Linked DNA regions of Homo sapiens: regions 2, 3 and 4 are each linked to region 1. Evidence: read pairs that join two places in POLR2A ChIA-PET (ENCODE). Cell type or tissue: GM12878. All regions are shown on one strand. Links, peaks and the distances in the headings refer to the core of each region. The heading gives the core; the rest is flanking DNA. Region 1 overlaps CREB3L2 (cAMP responsive element binding protein 3 like 2). Region 2 overlaps DGKI (diacylglycerol kinase iota). Region 3 overlaps DGKI (diacylglycerol kinase iota). Region 4 overlaps DGKI (diacylglycerol kinase iota).

Region 1 (5,032 bases), core at 735-4,734:
TGTATGAGTTCCTCATATGTTTTTAATATTAACCCCTCATGATGGTTTATATGGTTTGCAAACATTTTCTCCCAATCCGTGGGCTGCCTTTTCATTTTGTTAATTTTTGTTGTTGTTGTGCAGAAGCTTTTTAGTTTGATATAGTTTTACTTGTTTATCATACGTTTCGACTTAAGGAAGATGCATACATAATATGTGCTCCTTGTAAAAATAATTTAGGAAAAAAAAAGAATCCTTTCACTCAGAGGTATCTTTATGTTTTGGAATATCTTATGTGTATGTATTTATATTGTACATACTTCTTTGTTAAGAACTATTTCCACATAACAAAACACTGGACATATTCTCATACATTTCTACAGGATCTTTGACTCACCATTAAAAATAATCTACCTTGATCAGGCGCAGTGGCTCATGACTGTAATCCTAGCACTTTGGGAGGCCGAGGCAGGTGGGTCACCTGTTGGTCAGAGATCACCTGACCAACATGGTGAAACCCCATCTCTACTAAAAATACACAAATTATCTGGGCGTAGTGGCAGACACCTGTAATCCCAGCTACTCGAGAGGCTGAGGCAGGAGAATCGCTTGAACCTAGGAGGCAGAGGCTGCAGTGAGCCGAGATTGTGCCATTGCACTCCAGCCTGGGCGACAGAGCGAGACTCTGTCTCAAATAATAATAATAATAATCTACTTCATGCTATTGGGATCTGAGCCTTCCCTGACAGTCTGCTGTTACTGAATGTGACCAGGGCTAGCTTAGCCACCTGTTAAAGCAGGGAAAGTTTTTTGTTTATGTGTTTTGTTGTCAGCATTATTAAGGCATAATTGACAAAATTGCATATTTTTACAGTATACAATGTAACGATTTGATGTATGCATATATTATGAAATGATTATCACAATCAGGCTGATTAACACATCCATCACTCCACATAATTACCTTTTTTTTCTTTTTCTTTTTGGTGCCAATGCTTAGCACACTTCTAGTATATAATATGGCATTTTTAATTACAGTCACCATGCTGTACAGTAGATCCTCAGAATGTATTTACCTTATAACTGAAAGTTTGTATTCTTTGACCAGTTCTCCCACTTCCAGTGCCCAGTGACCACCTTTCTATTCTCTTGTTTCTGTGAGTTTGACTTAAATTTTTCTTTAGATGTAAGTGATACCATACAGTATTTGTCTTTGTCTGGCTTATTTTACTTACAAAGCAGAACAAGTTTGTCGATGTTCCTCTTCCCCTTGGCCTCCTTCCCTGTACTCTGTGCCTTCCCTTGAGTCTCAGGAGCGCAGTGGCTCTGTGTGTCTTCTTCTCCCATTTCTTCTCCCTCTTCAAGACTCACCTCTCCTCGTGGATAACGCTTTTATGGTAGTAATGGCTGGCAATGGATTCATCTGTGATCTTCCCACAGATAATTGTAGCGGGGACCTCCTAAGATCATAATATTTAAGACCTGGCGCGGTGGCTCACACCTGTAATCCCAGTATTTTGGGAGGCCGTGGCTGGTGAATCACCTGAGGTTGGGAGTTCGAGACCAGCCTGATCAACATGGAGAAACCCCATATCTACTAAAAATACAAAATTAGCTGGGCGTGGTGGCGTGTGCCTGTAATCCCAGCTACTCAGGAGGCTGAGGCGGGAGAATCACTTGAACCTGGGAGACGGAGGTTACGGTGAGCCGAGATCACGCCATTGCACTCTAACCTGGGCAACAAGAGGAAAACTCCATCTCAAAACAAACAAACAAAACCAGTAGCTTTTAATGTATTTTGGCTTGAGAGGGAAATAGATAAAAGCAGGGCTGCTTCGCTCAAATGGGGAATAGACCTAGAGTTCCTCTAACTGCTCTTCCCCCTTTCTCTTTGTTTTCTGCCGAGGGCGTCTGTGGCGCTCAGAGAATACCACAGTAACCAAAATGACTGATGTAAGCATTGGCAATGCCCTGCCCTAGAGCCAGCCATGGGGAGCTGGTGATTGGGGTACTGGGCAAGGGAAGACGTTGGGACCCTTTACTCACATCACCCCATGCAGGTGACCAGTGTTTGGGCAGTGTGCAGGGCTGGGCTGGGGAATGCACACCTGTGTGTGTGTTCCTGTTGATGCTTCTCATATTATCATTCTTCAGAGGCAGCTGGATGGAAGTAGAACAACTTTGATAAGTGAAGAGGATCCTGGGTCACCAGAAATGGGGGGTGGAGAGGCCTTGGGGGCCATTGTTTCATATGCATGGCATGGCAGGGAAGGTGAGTGGCTGTTTCATCATTGACCAAATGAAAGAAAATGATACCTCTTTACTTTTTTCCACCCCTATACAATACCCCACAGGGGACTTTCGCATCTACCCAGATGAAAATTTGTGCTCAGATTATGAGTCAATCCTGAGTATGGTTTTCTTTCTTTTTTTTTTTGTACTGGACTCAGCAGCAGCCACCTAGCCTATTATTGATTTCTAGATGAAAAGATCTTTTATCTGAGCTATGGAGAGTGGAAGAGGACAGGGCCGGGAGAGTAGATGAGGAAGTCTTTTTCATCTTTCTTCAGTTTTTCTCTGGGAGACTCTGGGAACAGAGCTGAAGTGGTGCGAAAGCACCTTCACACTTCCTTTGCTGAGGTGATCCGCTAATTGCATGCTATCAGGAAATGTGTAAGATGGGAGTGAGATGGTTTCCCAGGGGGCCCTTCTTCCTGTGCTCCATCAAGAAATACATTTTCACTTGCTGGTGTCTGAGCAGTGCCTGTGTGGCTGCTAGAGAATCCTTCTGGCTTTTCTAAGTGAATGCACCTCTCTAAGCTGCAAGCTTTCTGGATGGCCCCACCCTGGTCTCATCCCTGAGAAATCTTGTCATTTTTTCCCACTGGTATAGTTTTCTTCTGCATGAGTGATGCACATACACTGCCCGGCCCATTAGTTGTAGGCGTTTGTGGCTCAGTTTGCTCCATTTATTTCTTATTTTGTTCTCAGGCATCTTTAGGGCTGTGAGCTACAGCTTTTCTCCTTGAGCATGGATTTGTAGAATCATAGGAGCTTAGACTTGAGATACACCTTAGATATCATTGTATTGAACTGCTAATCACCTTATTTTACAGAAGGAGAAACTGAGGCCTGGTGGGGTTAAAGTCATCTTAACATTTAGAGGTAGAATGGGGACGAGAACTTGGTCACTTAACTTTTGAACTGGTCCTTACTTTGGTTTCTCTTGCTGCTATACCTCTTGCTCCTTCAAGGACCTTGCCCCAGCAAGAGCCAACTTTAGACTTGGACACAAGGGCCCTTGATTTGGACTCAGTGTTTTAGAGGGCCCTGTGCTGGCTCTCCTTCAGCCATGTCCCCCTCCATGGGATGTGTAGTTGGCAGGACCAAGGGGATGCATCCATCTGGAGCTCTCACCCTAGCCCTCTAGAACTTACTCCAGTACCTAGGATCCTGGAATTCCCTGTCCAAAGGTCTTAGCTCATTTCCAGGGCCTATGTGGACTTCTACCCCAAATCTGTTCTCCGAAGGGCAAACCTGGTGACCAGTGGGCACCCCTGAAGCCAATGGGGTAGACAGAGACAGCTCTTTGTGAGGGCTGCATATGGAGTTTGAACCAGGCCTGGTGTGTGCACGACATCCTTCACAATATGTCAGGTCTGGATTCAATTTAGCCTTATTTATAGAAGATATGAGATTCCTGGGTCAAAGACAAAGGATTCTATTGCTCAGTAGACAGAGTGAGCAGCAGCATATATGTATCAGTTCTCCTTGCCCCCAGGTGCCAGGACAGATCCGGGTGGATGCTGTGCTCTCAGTGGGGATTGTGTCACAGCTAAGGAAGCCTGAGCTTGGAGAATCCACTGCTTTTATAGCAAGCAATCAGTAAACCTGCTTCTTGCCCAGGGAGAGACATTACCTCATCTGTCCAGGTTACCAGCTTCATAACAACCTTGAGAGGTGGCCCATCATAAAAGAGCAGTGAGAGCCTTTCCATCTTGGCATCCACAGCAGAATGTGTAGGAACACAAGAAGACCCAAGAGACTGTCTCTCTCCAACGGTGTGGAGCAGGCTGAGGCCTGGAGTAATTCTGCTTATACTACCACATTTTGGCAAGCAGCCCTGGGAAGTCCAAGAATTCTGTTCAAACCTGGCCATAGAGGGAGCCGGAAGGAGCAGGTGTTGGGCTGCTTGACTTGTAGAAACCTTAAGATGTGTGGCATGTGGACTTCATTTGTACACTTTCCTCAGACCTCACAGAATTAAGGGACATGCTTGCCTGACATTTATCTCTATTGTTATCAGAAATAAAATTCCTTAATCTTTTTCTTTGATCTTCCTCTTAGCTATAGTCTTTCTAACTCTACTTTTCTTGTTCTTGACAATCTCTATATGATTCCTATTAAAGGTCTTTCCAGCCAAGTCTACTGGGTTTTGACTGGATTCTGGCTCTCCTGGTCTGTTTGTTTAGCCCACACAGCTGTGTCTGTTTGCACTAATTTTGTGTATTTGTTCCCTACACACTATTATGGTTTTCTGTGTGTGGGTTCATCTCTTCTCTCTTAGACTGACAATAACTGGCTGAACCCACCCCCAGCTGCACACAAAGAAGCTATTTGAGGACTGATAAATGACCCAAGTTACTCTACTGTACACTTTTACCTTGGTTTTAATTCACTTTTCATTTCTGCATTATCTCTAACTTCTGGTTGTGTGAAGAGTGTGAACTTTCTTTCCACATGGAAATATTTCAAACTTCAAAGGATTATTGGGTACTAAACTAAGTTCCCCAGAGGGATTTAAAAGGCATTTTAGTGTAATTTAGTGTAAAGTTCAAAATTCCACAGCCTCAGTTTTTGTTCCTTGGCCAGTGTTTGTTCCTGGGCCAGTAGGTAATATAGCATTTCAGAAATGCCCTCTGGTTCCTACAAAATAAAGAAGCCTCTTGTAATGTAGCAATTAACACAGGAAGAAAAAGGAGAAAATTTATACGCTTTTTTTTTTCATTTAGGCCAGAGCCCCATGAACAACCTTCAAAACTTAAGTAAAAGG
Region 2 (5,032 bases), core at 358-4,357, 160 kb after region 1:
AACTTTCTCTGGGCAGTCTGGGGAATAAAAGCTGCTGGGAGGATCTAGTGTACACATGCGTGTAGCACTTTTTACATTCGCTAAACCCTTTTATAGTTACTCTGTCATTGGCCATTCTGACTATGTTGTGTGCAGGGCAAATGAGTTTTGTTCTTCCCATTGGAGAAAGGCTATCTAAGGAAGACCCATGGGAAATTAGCAAGTAAGCCAGGGCTGGAGTTCCCAGAGAGGCCCTGCATGAGGTCCCATAGGAAGCCGCTAGGATCTCGAGGTCTAGTCGTTATTTTTCCTCTTTGGCAGATTACACCGTAACTCTGAAAGAGCCAGGGAAGCCTAGGTTGTTTGTTCTTTAGAGTTTTTAACATGGAAGGAGGTTTAGAATTTATTTTGCCCGTCTTTTCATTTTAGAGATGAGGAAAATGAGACCCAGGGAGATGTGATTTCACAGGTCAAATAGTCCTATGACACTGGGTAGACAATAGGATACCTGATGTGAATGTTGAAAAATGTGCCGTAGGAGAAAACAGCCCTTTAGGCACTTGACTTGGCAAGCTGAGGTTACTTGGTGCAAAGGAAGAGATGCCCTTCTTTCAGGTGGATGTAGATCCATGCTGAGACACGTGGCTCAGAGTGCTGAGCATGGGCTGGATTTCAGCTCCTGATCCCTCTATTTTCAGTCCACAAACTGCATACTCTGTGAAGTGGCTCTGCATGGTTTTGCTGGTTCACTTAAAACATATTTGGATAAAAAACATGACTGAATGAGGGAGTCAGCTTTTCATTAGGTAGAGGAGGTGTCCATATGTCTAGTAATTGCCCTCATTTGGCACAAATCAACGAGACCTGAGGGATGAGGGATGAATCTGTGTCTTCTTTTTTATGGTTATGGGCATGAACAGTTAGGATGAAACCAGACCTGCGTGTTCTGGTTTGGCTGATGATGGATACTTTCAAAATTGTATCAAAGAAAATAGACAATGGAAGTCTGGCAGACTTTACAATGAGTATCTAGTAAATCGGATATGAAAAGGAAAGGGGGGGGGGGAACCTCATCTTCTCTGTGAATTTCTAAAAAAGTGTTCACATAAGACAGGGCTAGATAGTTTGAAGGATATTTTCCAAGCCCAAAACTGTACAAGAGGAAGTTTTCTCTGGGAGCTGGAATTTGAATGGACAAAGTCAGGTTGGTCTCAGTGGTTAATGCTTAAAGTTTATAAACACATCTTTTTGTTTTTAGCACATCCTACAAATGCAGTTTATTAATATGGCATTTTATATTGAAAGGTAAATATCACCATACCATTGTGAATAATTCTTTGGTAGTGAAAATAGCCCTATCTTACAGTGACTAGATCCTTCTTATAAATGCTCTTCAGGTAGCCCAAAGTTCTCCTTTGTATAACCCATTATAATTAGATTATACATATAATTGTGTAGAGGTATGTATTTAATATGTGTCTCTCCTAGTAGCTTGGAGTCAGTATAGCACAGCAGCTAAGGGTCCAGCCCTCGAGATCTGCTTTCAAATTCTACTTTTGTCACTTAGTATCTACATTACACCGATTAACTTAATCAGTGTCATGTGGTCCTGCTAACTGCATTAATTTGTCTGTATTTCATTCCGCATCTACAAAATGGTAATAAACATAGGACATATTTTATAGGGCTATATATTGAATGTATTAAATGAGAAAATCCTTGAGTATTGCTTAGCACTGTGCCTAGAACATGAAAACTCTTAATAAAGCTTGGCTATTAGTCTTGCTAAACGGTAAAGACTGTTTCTGTCTTATCCCTTGTGTTATCCCCAGTTCTTTGCACAGAACTTGTGGCACGCAGATTAATCATAGAAATTATTGAATAAATTAATGGTCCCATTTTTTTCCTAGCTCCACTGTGGTGAAGTCTCAGATTCCCAAGGATGTGGTTGTGTGCAGATAGGTTCCATGTGGCCAGGGCTCTTGTTCAGTTTAGTGTATTTATTCTGCCACACTTTGCTTAATTCCAGATTGATTTGCTTTTATATGAAGATAGTAATATATGGGAGGCATTGATTCTTAGCTTCTTAAAAACTGACAGCTAATGTTTAGAGGCATTTCAAAATACAGTATCTAAATAATATGTAGGGAAACAGGAGATGTAATTTGGGTTGATAGGAAATGCCTTGGGCTCAAGTAAGAGGTTCTGGGTTCCATTCCGAAGTCTATCAGAGATGAGCTTTCATGTCACCTGCTTAAACTTAACTTTTTTTTTTTTTAATAAAACGAAGGGACTAAAGTCCATTATCATCAAGGTTTTTGCTTGTGTTTGTATTTTATGACAGTAAGATGTTAGTTACTTTTATTAATTCCTTAAATGCATGGAACAGATTTGCCTTTATATTATGAATAGAATGCAGATTCAATTTCTGCAAATAATGTTTCTTTGTATTCCAGGGAAACTTGCTGTTGAAAGTTCTCCTTCCATGAGTATTTCTTGTAAATCAAGAATCTTTTCTAATACAAATAGTTATCTCATGTTTCTGCTTTGAAAATTTGTATGTATTTTTTTTTTTTTTTTTTTTTTGGTGAAATGAGGCATATTTGAATGCTTTGAAGTAAAACTAATACCATTTAGTGAGTATGCACAGACCCAGCATAGGGAACTAAGTATTTCAATGTTTATGATTTTAAAACACTGTCATATTTCGTGCTGTCCAATCACGTTTAGCTTTAATAGTTTTCCGTCCAATTTTTCGGAACCCACCAGACTTGATTTTTAAGAGTTAGTTCAAAGATTGCCCAAACTTTGATTCAATCTGGCTTATAAGAGATAACAAAGATTATTATTTAAAGCCACAGTCATTAGTGATATGAGGGTAGATATGAAAAAGAAAAACTGAATAGACTGCTTATCTCTTACTGTGATCTGTATGACCTCTGATTAATTTAATCATGGTTCTGTATCTAATGTTGAGGGCCTGCAACAAGGTCTTGATTGACAAAATCTATTTTCTCTTCATACTCATTCAGGCTTCTTGGAAGCTAGGGGTTTCTGATTAAATTATGCTATTTTTGTAACCCACAGAAGATCCCATATGGTCAATTTCAAGTTCCCGTTACTTTCAGTATTTTTCCTAGATGTTATTTCACTTAGGACAAACAGGATGCAATTTGTGGGGTGGTTGTTTGACCTTCTCGTATTAAAAGGTTGTAAGTGTTGTCTCTTTCAGCTGCCCATTTTAGAAGTTAAATTTATTGATTGCTGAGCACTTTAGTGCATTCTCTCATTTATTCTTCACAGCAACGTGAAGAGGTAAGGTCTGCTATTAATCCCATTTTGCCTTTGCAAAATAAGCCATAGAGGAGCTAAATAATTTGCCCACTGTCACACGGTAAGAGGTTGAGCCATGTCTGAAATTCAGGTTTATTTGGCTCCAGAACCCCTACATTAGCCTTACAATAAGATGCCTCGTGCAACCTAGCTTGATGGAGATTGCATGCTAAATATATTTTAATACTGGAAATGGTTTACTGATGTTTCCAGCATTCATAATGATCAGGTTGCAAAATCTGTTTGGACATTTATTAAGAGATTGGAACCAAATTAATGACATCTTCTCTGAAATTTCTCTTGGCTTATCTTAGGAGAAATTAGAATGAACTGAAGCAGGGAAGGATAGGAAAGAGCTATGTGAAAAATTAAACACTGTGTTTACCAATGTTGAGTGGCTTTCTACACAACATGTGTGATCTGTGTGTGGGGCCCTGTGTCCAGTGCTCAGGTTATGGTCCTACTGTCATTTTCAGCCACTGTTCATTGATGTACACTCACTGTTCAGGGTAGTAGAGTCCACAAAAGCATGCAATGTCACTGACATAGCGGACGGTAGCTAGCACAGGCGTTTAGTGTGGCCATGAGCCTCAGCTCTTGCTCCTATAATTTCATTTCTCAGGAATTGTTGTTCTTCCCTGTTGCTGGGTCTTGGTAGGGTCTGCTCTGGTCTATCCTAATCGGTGTGCTTAACTTTACATTTGGAGTACTAAGAGTTGAGGTTTTGCTTCCTTTCTTCCCAGAATTGCTTTGGAATCCTTATGCAGTTTGCTCTGCTTTCTTTGTAGTGACCAAGTTTATATACTGGCACTTCTGAATCCCAAGAAAATGACTTGCTATTCAATTGACATTTCAAAATCTAAGATGGTACCCTTGCAACCAAGAAAATATAATTTATTTTATAAAAGAAAAAACCCGTCTACCTCATCATATGCATCAGATATACAACTAAACTGTGGTAAATGCTTGTACACCAGTATCTTCAGGGTCCTGGGGAGCACAAAAAGGGCTACTTGGCCAAATATGACAGATGATTCCTGATTTGACTCTTGGGGGATAAGTAAAATCTAACCAGATAGAGAAAGGTGGAAAGAGTATTCAAGCAAAAGCACAGGATGAACAAAAGAAGGAAGCAATGAATTGATGATTAGTAAAGCAAAAGCAAAATAGATTAGCGTTGCTAAAACAAAAGTATGAGGCAGAGGGTAGCAAAAGATAAGTTTGAACATATAGGTAGAAGCCCTAAAATGCAATGCCAAGGAGACTGGAATTTATTTTAGGTTACAGGGCACCCCTAAAGGGTGTTAAATGGGACAGACGTGTTTTTCACACAGATGAGTCTAATTTCAGCATAAAAGATGGATTTCAGGGCCAGTAGCTAGAGTGGAAACAGGGAAATCAGTGAAGAGATGTTAACATGGTACCAATGTGAAATGAGAAAGGAGCCACCCAGGGTAATGGTAATAGGGATGCAGAAGATTTTTCAATTATATAGAAGGGCAAATTGACAAGCCATCATGATCAGCGGTGATGTGTAAAGGAGAGGGAGTAGTTGACAAATATTTATTGATCACGCACTCTGTGCCAGGCACTTTAAAGGTCATGAGTCACAGAAGTCTGGATTTCTAAAAATCTACAGAATGACTGCAAGGTCTCTCATTGTGAATTCATTCTCTGTTGCTGCATTGGAAATTGCCCTAAAGCTTAGTGGCTAGAAATA
Region 3 (5,032 bases), core at 568-4,567, 140 kb after region 1:
AGATATGGATGAAGTTAAATAGCTCTTTAAGAACAGCACTGCATGGAAAATAACTAGGTTTACTAGCTAAGTTTAGCATATAAAGCTCTTTACTGAATGGCTTCTTTGTCAACCCCAGGCTGGAGGAGTTCAATTCCTTTTTATTTGGTGAATTCCTTAATTGGATTTTGTTTGCCGATCTTACTTTCTCACATTGTAAGATTTTAATAAATCATTATAATCATTCCCTCATGTCTTACAAAAATAACCTTTCTGACGGTTCCCGAATGACTTTTTTTCTTCTGTGTTTGCATCATGGGATTATTAGTGTAGCTTACAAATGAATCAGAAAAGGGCTGTGCAGCTGAGGGTATATTTCCATTATTTTCTAGGTGTGAACTTGGAGCCTGATAACAAGGAACCTGTGAGGTCACGCTTGGCTGGGAGGGCACAGCAGGTCTTGGCATATTATCTCCTGTCTGGATTATTGATGAGATCCACTGCTTGGAAACAGGAGAGAGATCTCCTATCTGCTTGGTTATTAAAGCCTCTGCAGGAAACAGGTTTATTGGTGATGTATGTACACTGGGGCTTCTGTTGCATTCTCAGCTCAGATTCTTCTGTGTCTGTTACTGTTGATGACTGCATAAGGAAGAACTTATTTTGTTCAACTGACGTGTTTGTTGAATGTCTGGCTCAAAATATACCTCTCCTAAGAACTTCCATGACTGACCTTTTGCAAGGCTGAAGGACATGCTTGGTTACCCATTAGGAACTGGACCAGGAACCCAAGTCTTTTTCTTTCAATTTTCAGAGTTTTGCAGTTTGCTCTTTGGCTTGTGGATGCCAACACTTAGAGTTTATATAGTCAGTTTCTGCGATCCTGAGATGTATTTTTTTTTGCAATTGCAGTTGGTTGTTTCTCCTCCTACAGTTTGTTTAGCCTCTTCCTCATCCATTATCCTCCAGGCTGTATCTGAAGTGGGCATAGGAGGAGTGCCCTTCCCATGACCTGCACAATGTTCACAGCCCCTTTCCTGTTGGTGGGGCTTTTGGAGAAGTTGGGGTTCCCTTGGGGGATTGGCAGTTACAAGATTTTTCAGATGAGGACTGTGGTTTATTTGGCAATTCAATGCCCTAAGAGACTTAAGAGCATTCAGGTCGATTTGTTTCCACTTTGTTCCACGTGTGAGTGACCAAGGCAAAGATCTCAATCTAGACCTAGAAGCAATTTTTAAGCCTGAAAAGCTCACTTGTCTCGATTCTCTGTTTCTCCCTCCTCCCTCTGCCCTTAAACTAAAGTCAACCATCTTGAGGCCATGTGAAAAAATAGGCTTGGATGGAAAGGTGCACCCTTAATCTAATCTTTGCCATGGATTGGCCCCCTCGTTTGGTGGGGAACTCTTCATGGGACATGTTGAAAAAGACCTCACATCTTTATCATTTTTTAATTCATGTTTCTTACCATATTGAATTGGTTTTTGCCACTTGTAACAAAAGGATTCCTGATGAATGCCTCCTGTGTTTGGAGTCTTATTTTATTCTTCCTCTCTGTAGCTGCAGGGTCTAATATATACCTAATTTATAATCTGTGTAGGTGCCAATTACATATGTAATTGTGTGAGCATATGTATATAAAAACTTAGAAGCAGATATGCCCCTGAGAGCAAAATAAAGAATAAAGTTCCTAAAACATACAGAGAAAAAGATAATGTAGGAGAAAGAAAGCAGACGTTTTAAAGTATGCGTTGTTTGAGCTTTTATGCGTCTGTCAAACAACCCTGAAAGTTCCATCACGTGTGATATTTTAAATTTTGCTCCCAAATGGAGAAAGGCATCTTCCCACCCCTCTGCTGTGAGTCAAACCACTCAAGCAGGGCTGTGGCTGTCAGTGTGAAGCCAGCTCTTCCAAGGACCCAGGGGAAGCTGCCATCGCTGCCGTTTCTGCCTCTGCCTTTCTTTGCTCAAAAGTTGGCAAATGCTGGTCATGTCGTGGATCTATTTATAGTAGGCACACGTCTACCCACCTTGTTCTTTTCTTAGCATCAACTTGACATGCTATCAATTATCCATGAGGTGAATGACAACACAAGGGAAGTTATTTGAGGCAGGTGCCCTGAGGTGAGAGATGAGGGGGTGGCAGAGGTCGCACAGTGACAGCTCCGAATGAAAAGGGTAAAACAAACGTCCCTTGCTGCATCTGGCTGGTGAATGATTGCAGACAGGTTGGTGGGAAACCCTGAGCTGGTCACGCAGCAGTCTCCCACTGCCCTTCTTCCCTGTGCCTGCTGATGTTTGAAAAGCCCATTTGAAACAGACAAGGGGCAGGACCTGAAGATGTGATCTCCCTCCAGTGGAGGTCATTTTTGTTATTCTCTTAAGCCACAGGAGGGGAGGACACAAGGACCTCCTGGGGACAGGGGGTGGATGTGGCAGAGGCTGATACTCTTCCTCCACGTAGGAGCATTTCTGGTGGGAGTGAAGCAGCCACCGGGGGATGAAAACAGGGTGCCCCATTCCTCACTGCCTTTGAACCAGCAGGGAGGCTATTCCTGGCAGCAGCAGTGCACCTGCCCCTGGCCCACAGTGCCTCCCACCTTCTTTACATAACCCCCCATGACCCCTCTTGGATTCTAGACTACCCTGTTTTTGCTCCTCCTCACTGACAACATAGTTCCCAGTTAGGGGAACTACTACTTCTTCTTCTCCTCCCCCTCCACGCTCCTCCTCCTCCTCCTCTTTTTTAATGTTGTAATAGAAACATTGATTGCCCATTTCAGTGGGACTGGCTACCCTGGTGTCCTTTTTTTATTTATATGCCATTAATTTGGGGCTGCTCTGTAGGAGCTGGTGGCATTTACTCTCAAAGCTGCTCTAACGATGATGCTGATGTTATTGTTTTAGCTCCAGGAATTGAATTGCTCATGGCAATAGAGGCGACTTCTGCTTTGTCTGTAGCCTCATAGATCACCCCTCCTGTCTATGTCCTCTGTCCACCTTGGATTTTGAATGTGAAGAGAGAGAGAAAGATTGAATTATGGTCAAAGAGAGTGGAAAGCAAATTAATTAAACCTCTATCAGCCTTGCCTTCAGATATAAACTGACTCAGACTTTACAACCCGTTCCTCTCTAAGTTTGCTCAACTCCCCTCCTCCTGCTCCCACTCTGTTCCGTTCCTTTGGGCAATGAGGTACTAAACTACCTCTGTGATAAATGTGTGTGTTGATTCCTTAGGGATAGAGCGGCTGTGCCCTGAAAGGCCTTGGAACCCTCGCAAAATTCCTAAATACATGTGGTGGGCACTCCAGCAGTTGCTGGCAGACTCTCCCAGGGATCCCGGCTGAGTTTAATACTGTCTGCCAGGCTAATCCACTTTCCGGGGCAGTGTCTAGCACCAGAGACTCTCTGTCTGGAAGTATCCTGGCCATTTAAATGACTCCAGGTTCCTGGGGATCAGTTTGCAGCCTTTGTTATCTTTTGGCAGAGCCACCTTGCTTTTCCTTTCTCATCTTCTCTGTAGTCAGACCACTCAAGTGTAACTTTGTTTATTATTTAGGGACCTCATGGGGAGAAGTTGAGATGATTATCCTGAGTACAGAATAGCCAACTTCCAAGTGGGTATTGTGGGTGTGCGTGTGTGTGTGTGTGTGTGTATGTACATTCGTATGTACTAGCATGCACTAGTAACACGTGTATGTTTGTGAGTGATACTGGCTGTCTAGGAAGGATGAGTAGGGTTTGGATGAATCTCTTTTGCAGGAACCAAAACAGGTGCAAAATACCCGTGTCAGAGTCCTCAGATGGCTGGTGAGTGGAGGTGTAGCAGGACAAGCCGCAGACAAAACCCCTCAGACACTGAGTTAAAGAAGGAAGGGCTTTATTCGGCCGGGAGCTTCGGCAAGACTCACATCTCCAAAAACCAAGCTCCCCAAGTGAGCGATTCCTGTTCCTTTTAAGGGCTTACAACTCTAAGGGGGTCCATGTGAGAGGGTCGTGATCGATTGAGCAAGCAGGGGTTATGTGACTGGGGGCTGCAAGCACTGGTAATCAGAATGGAACAGAACAGGACAGGGATTTTCACAATGCTTTTCCATACAATGTCTGGAATCTACAGATAACATAACCCGTTAGGTCAGGGGTCAATCTGTAACCAGGCCCAAGGTGCGGCGCTGGGCTATCTGCCTGTGGATTTCATTTCTGCCTTTTAGTTTTTACTTCTTCTTTCTTTGGAGGCAGAAATTGGGCATAAGACAATATGAGGGGTGGTCTCCTCCCTTAGCGGAATTCCGTACATTTTGTTCTAAGTTATAACCAAAAAACTGAAGTTTATAAATATGAGGCCTTCCTTTTCCCTCTTTGTAGACTAAAGTTTGTGAACCAGGACCCCCTATCGATACCTTTTTAGGGATTGTGAGATCTGACTTTTTTTTTTTGTATTGTTGATTTTGCTATTTCTCAGGGATGGGAGTTCACCACCCACACTTTTGTGCTGTTACTATTTGACCACCTCTTCCTCTTTGCTCCCCCCACAACTTTTATTATCCAGGGAGAAATCTTTTGGAATAGGATAGAAGAGGTTTCTGGGGATAAGTTTTGGAAATAGGCAAATTTTTAGTCTGAAGGACATTGTAGTAGGATTTATGATTCTGAAATGTAGTGATTGTATGTAGTTATGTATTTGGGTACACAGCCTTATGTACATTGCGTTAAATACATTTAAATAATTGGATAATGCCTAGACATAATTAATAAAGTGATGCTGCTTTGTTTCTTTTGTTATTATCATGTTATTATTATTTTATATCATCTTATGCTTGCTTTTTGGTTCTGAGGTTGATTGCAAGGGTTAGAAAATGACAGCGTACAGGTCAATTTTTGTAAATAAAGTTTTATTGGAATGCAGGCTGGCTCACTTGTTTATATATTGTCTATAGTTGCTTTTGTGTTACAATAGCACAGGAAAGTAGTTGTGACACAGATTACCTGGCCAACAAAGCTTAAAATATTTAGTATTTGGCCTTTCGATACAGGTTTCCACCCTCAGGTTTAATTT
Region 4 (5,032 bases), core at 416-4,415, 200 kb after region 1:
TACCATGTTTTAAAATGAGGTTTGTTGCCACATCCCACGCCAAGCCCGTACCAGTGTTGCCTTATGGATGTGGTTAGGAAAGTTACACTTGGGAATTAAATCCTGTCTGAGAAATGAGTTCACAAGTTCTCAGGGGCATTCAGCTGCCAGGCCATTTTTACACATTAAGCAAAAAAAAAAAAAAAAAAAAAAAAAAAAAAAAGTCTTTTGGGCATTGCATTTATTTACATGAATATAATAAATACTTCCAATGGCATTTGGATTGCACATTTGCATGTGTTTAATATGATGGTAAATCTGTCTGAGGAAAGTGTGCGGTGCTTTCTGATTTTGTATTAGGAAGATGGGTTAGGCAGGGAAGAAGAATGATTCCTTTGGCAACCGTGGAATTATTTACTGACTAGAAGAGGAAATCTTCTGTTTGAATAACCCCTTTGAACTGCCTGACACGTGGTGGAAGTTTGTCAAATGTTTGTTGAATGAACAGAAGTGTCCAGGGAACTTAGACTGTTTTGAGAGCAATCAAAAAGCACATATTTATTCAGAGATTTACCATGTACCTAGCTTTGGCTGGTGCTGTGGGGGCCCGCTGATGTGTGTACGAACAATAATAGCAGCAACTATCGATTGTGCTTACTCTGTGCCAAGCATCCTGCCCAATTTTTTTCCACTATTCTCTGAGTTAGGCGCTATTTTTATTTTACGTATAAGGAAACTGAGGCTAAAAGACATCAAGCTATCTGACTACATAACCATTAATTGGTAAGGTAAGGTGTGTGCTTAACTTCTGCACTCCAGTGCCTAGTAAACATGTCCTCTTGCTGGTAGAAGTTTGCATTCTTGTTCTAGAGACAGGAAATTTATAATTAAGGCAATTAGAGAAGTAGTATAGAAAAGGTGAATTTTATAGTACGTCTGGTTTGCTATGTATATGTGTACTGTCAGCATTTTATAAAAGTGTCAGGTTGTGAAATGGTTAAGTATATACCTTCTGGAGTTAGATGCCTCCATTCAAATCTTACTCGGACCTCTTCTTACCTGTGTGTTGTTAGACATGGAGCTTACGTGTTCTCCATAAGCTCCATGGAGAACATCTATTATAAAAAAATGGGAAATTTATTATGAAATAGGGATCATACCTTATTATTGTGAGGGATACGTAAAATATGTAAAAAGATTCAGTGCCTGGCAAAATGTATTTTCTGTTCAAATGTAAGCTTCTCAAAGGCAGCAGTGATTGGGGTCTGTTTTATTTGTTCTTGTAACCTACACATTTAGAACAGTGCTTGGCATAAAATAGACATTCGGTAAATACATTGTTGAATGGATATATTTCAATATGTAAAGGCCTGGGCTTAGTCACATTACAGACAATGAAGTAGTCAGATGTTTGCACATCTGTGTGGAACAGTGGTTCCTAGCCAGGATACACATTAGAAATACCTGGAGGGCTTTGAATGGACTCATTCTTAAACCCCATGGTAGGCAAAGGTTGAGTACCAATGTTGGAGAATCACTGTGAAGGTAACAAACGTAGAATAATAGTTGTATATTATGTTGAAGATTCAATACCAAAAGTGATTTTTTGAGTGACTCAATGGGATGAGTTTCTTAGGAAACAAAACACAACCTTTGGTTCAATAGTAATTACATCTTTCAACATTTCAATGTACATTAAAATAATCAAAAAGTACTTTGAGTTCATATATAATATGAAGTAGGATTTAGGCTCAAATAATTACGCACAGTTTGTTCCCTGACATAAATCAGAGGTGAAGTTTGTGCGGGGCTTGGGACAATTTTTTTATTGCGTGGACTATCCTTTACATTGTAGGCAGCTTGTCTAAGTCAGCCAAAAAGCACTGTGAGCTGCTTTGAAGACAAGCAAAGTTAGTGCCCATATGGTATAAGAAAAAAGACAACAACACACTAGGTGATTAAGAACTCTCTTGGGGAATCAAACCAAGACACTGAGTAACTTCTTAGACAGCTGGTTCCTTTTCTAGAACAACAGGATGAGTTCACCAGTCTCTAATGTGTCAATCTTTAGGAGGTGTTCTGGGTAAGAGACTTCCTGATTCTCTGGTGCTTTTCTGCTCTGCAAGAAGAATCCTGATTCTGTTCTCACGTGCAGCATCACCCAGAGAGGGAGCTGGCAAGATGAGGATAGATAGAAAACGGGAGCCACATAAACCTACAATCAGACTGAAACTGGAACCAGAGGAAATTGAGAGAAATTTGCAAAGTGGGTAATTAGAAAAGGGTATCTCTGGCTTATTTGCATGTTTTCCATAAATTTTTTTTTTTTTTTTTTGAGACGGAGTCTCGCTGTCGCCCAGGCTGGAGTGCAGTGGCACGATCTCCGCTCACTGCAGGCTCCGCCCCCTGGGGTTCATGCCATTCTCTTTCCTCAGCCTCCTAAGTAGCTGGGACTACAGGCGCCCGCCACCTCGCCCGGCTAATTTTTTGTATTTTTAGTAGAGATGGGGTTTCACCGTGTTAGCCAGGATGGTCTCAATCTCCTGACCTTGTGATCTGCCCGCCTCGGCCTCCCAAAGTGCTGGGATTACAGGCGTGAGCCACCGTGCCCGGCCTTCCATAAATTTTTAAATTTCTATTTATGAAGAGTATATGCCACATGTTTCATTAAACACATTGTAAAAATATTAACACTATCATATGCCCTTTACGAATGTGGCAAAGGGATTCCATTTTAATGTTGACCACACAAAGCCGTTTTGATGTTTCTTAGGCTTCTTAACACTGGATTCTACCTTATTTGCATTTATTTTTAAAGAGCTGCTATGAAGGATTTCTGACTCTCTCAGGCAAGAATATCACTGAAATGTAAGGCATGGGATATAATTCAAATCATCCTAATCAGATTTCTCAACCCTTGATCTAATCAGCAAGCTGTTTTTCTTAGCTTCTTGGTCAAGTTCATTCATTAACTCAGAAAGCATTTCTTGAATATAGACTGTGTCTACCCCAGGGCTGGAATGTAATTAAGATTAGTAGATGGATTGAGCCCTGTCCTTTAGGAGTTTATAGTCTTATTGAATGAAGTGAAGAAAATAATATGATGCTACTTAAAATGTATAATGGCTTTTATATTTTAAATATATTAGAGGTCTTTCAGGTAATTGATATTAACTGTGATGTTGTATTATTGAAACTGCATTATAGGATATTTTCTTTTCATATCTATTTCACAGTTAATATCACAGTTCTTTTCAAAGAAGCATTTGTGATTATAGCCATCTCCTATGAAGCGTTGTTGTGAAATTAATAGAAAGAATCATTGGCATTTCATGGTTTTGCTGACCGTGGGCTTGAGAGGATTCTGAGCAGAAGGAAAGAACAAGTTGAAACCCCATTGATTTTTTTTTAATAGGAGCAAATTGCAGCATAAAACTACTGCCCCCTCATCCCACTCCCAACCACACACCAAGTTCTACTAGACTCTTAAATTCGTCATCTACCAGCAAGATAAATTCAAATAGAAAAATAACTTTCGCTAACTTATATTTGAGGTCTGAGATATAATAAAACTATTTTCTTATTTTGGAAGAAAATGTGTATGCATGTATGAATTATTGGAGAAAAGGATTTTCTCCCATGGTTATTTAAAAGAATGGAAAGTTCTAATCAGAAGTTATTTCGTACACCCTGTTGTACCTAAATATATTTTTTCTATTTGTATGTCCTTTTGTGAGGGCAATTAGAGTTACAAACTGGCAGCCACTTTCATGTTTTTTACTTATTTTTTTCTCCTAATTAATGTTTATGTGTGTAGACATAAAACCAACCTTAAATTTGTATCCACAAAGAGAAATAAGTGATCAACAAAAAGGCCTTACTTGTTTCTATTCCCAGGCTAGAAAAGAGTGTGATTTGACTGTAATTTCTTTCAGGGTTAAATGTTTGTATGTCTCTTTATCATATAGCCACATTATCTTTCATAGACACACGTGGCTTGCATCCTTGAATCCTAATTTGATTATTTCAGCAATTGGCTCCTCCTGGCAGTCCTAATTAGGAAGAGTAACCGGGTTTTGGCGGTCAGAGTCTACAAGTTCTGATGAGTTAAACTCATTTGCCCTGTGGTTTCTACTGGTGCCTGACAGTAGCGTTTTGTTTCCTCTCTTAAAAAAATTTTTTTGTATCAAAACTGTCTGGGACAGTTAATGAAAAAATGAAAGATCTGTGTTTTTCTCATTAAACCAAGATTTAGAAATTCTTCAGCCATTCTAAGAGTTTGCACTTGGGTGTGGTTTGGTATTTTTTGTAAGGACACTTAATTTAGGTTGTGGTGACTGTTAAGGAATCAAATGTAGAACCTGTGTATTCTGACTCTTCAGAGATCTGATTTTCTTATGAGGAAAACTGTAGCTCAGAGTCCCCATACAGAGCCCTTCAAAGCCAGAGAAAATCCTAATAAAAATGCTAAAGAAGTTCCTTCAACATAGGTGGAGGAAAACTGTTTTGAGATGAAAGATCACTGTATAAGATTCTTCCACTGTTACTTTCTTATTGCTCGATGATATGGAATATGCTTTGGGGTGAGGGGCCAAAATTGATGTTGCTAATTATTTGCCTTGGTGAAAGTGAGGAACGAGAATATTGTGTCATCATTAAAGGCCTCCATCTTCATAATGACCCTTTCGGGGATTATATAAAGCAAGTAAATTGTCTGTTACCCAGTGGGAGCTTTTGAAAGTAGGCTACCAGCAAGCTCGATGTGATCGCTTCTAACTACTGAAGACCTACCCCCTATATCTGGGACTTCCTGTATAGGAATACAAGAGGCTTAAAAAAAAAAAAAAAAAAAAAAACCCAAAGGTCTAGACACTTGCTGAGCTCTCTGACATACTTGGTAATTGATTAATGGTTGCACAATCCTGGATTCTTACTGGCTTCTACTCAGTGTTTCCTCAGGCTTGGGGGCTACTGTTCATCTTGCTCAACTTTACAAATTATTTTTTGGAGGGAGTTTGCAGAGGTCGCTGAGCAGGATGAAAAGATTACCTGC

Evidence for each region. ChIA-PET counts read pairs that join two places held together with the same protein. Peaks named below come from ENCODE experiments on the same cell type or tissue, not always from the same donor. Only the 100,000 strongest peaks of a DNase experiment are listed, where the experiment ranks them.
Region 2: POLR2A ChIA-PET joins it to region 1 with 5 read pairs; 2 of 35 experiments call an interaction of 5 or more read pairs at or near these places.
Region 3: POLR2A ChIA-PET joins it to region 1 with 5 read pairs; 1 of 35 experiments calls an interaction of 5 or more read pairs at or near these places.
Region 4: POLR2A ChIA-PET joins it to region 1 with 5 read pairs; 2 of 35 experiments call an interaction of 5 or more read pairs at or near these places.

Annotation. Positions count from the first base shown.
Region 1 is chr7:137,893,027-137,898,058 of GRCh38, reverse strand. All of the region lies in intron 8 of CREB3L2 (cAMP responsive element binding protein 3 like 2), which reads left to right. Among named protein-coding and RNA genes, the nearest start is that of DGKI, 49 kb to the right of the region's middle. RefSeq lists enhancers at 1,986-2,155, 2,436-2,605. In GM12878, for the core only: no CTCF peak of the experiment used is centred there; DNase peaks (open chromatin) are centred at 2,338 and 2,688; H3K4me3 peaks cover 756 bases; H3K27ac peaks cover 2,796 bases.
Region 2 is chr7:137,734,738-137,739,769 of GRCh38, reverse strand. All of the region lies in intron 1 of DGKI (diacylglycerol kinase iota), which reads left to right. Among named protein-coding and RNA genes, the nearest start is that of DGKI, 110 kb to the left of the region's middle. In GM12878, for the core only: no CTCF peak of the experiment used is centred there; no DNase peak of the experiment used is centred there.
Region 3 is chr7:137,751,646-137,756,677 of GRCh38, reverse strand. All of the region lies in intron 1 of DGKI (diacylglycerol kinase iota), which reads left to right. Among named protein-coding and RNA genes, the nearest start is that of DGKI, 93 kb to the left of the region's middle. RefSeq lists an enhancer at 1,929-2,429. In GM12878, for the core only: no CTCF peak of the experiment used is centred there; a DNase peak (open chromatin) is centred at 2,101.
Region 4 is chr7:137,691,602-137,696,633 of GRCh38, reverse strand. All of the region lies in intron 1 of DGKI (diacylglycerol kinase iota), which reads left to right. Among named protein-coding and RNA genes, the nearest start is that of DGKI, 150 kb to the left of the region's middle. In GM12878, for the core only: no CTCF peak of the experiment used is centred there; a DNase peak (open chromatin) is centred at 1,963.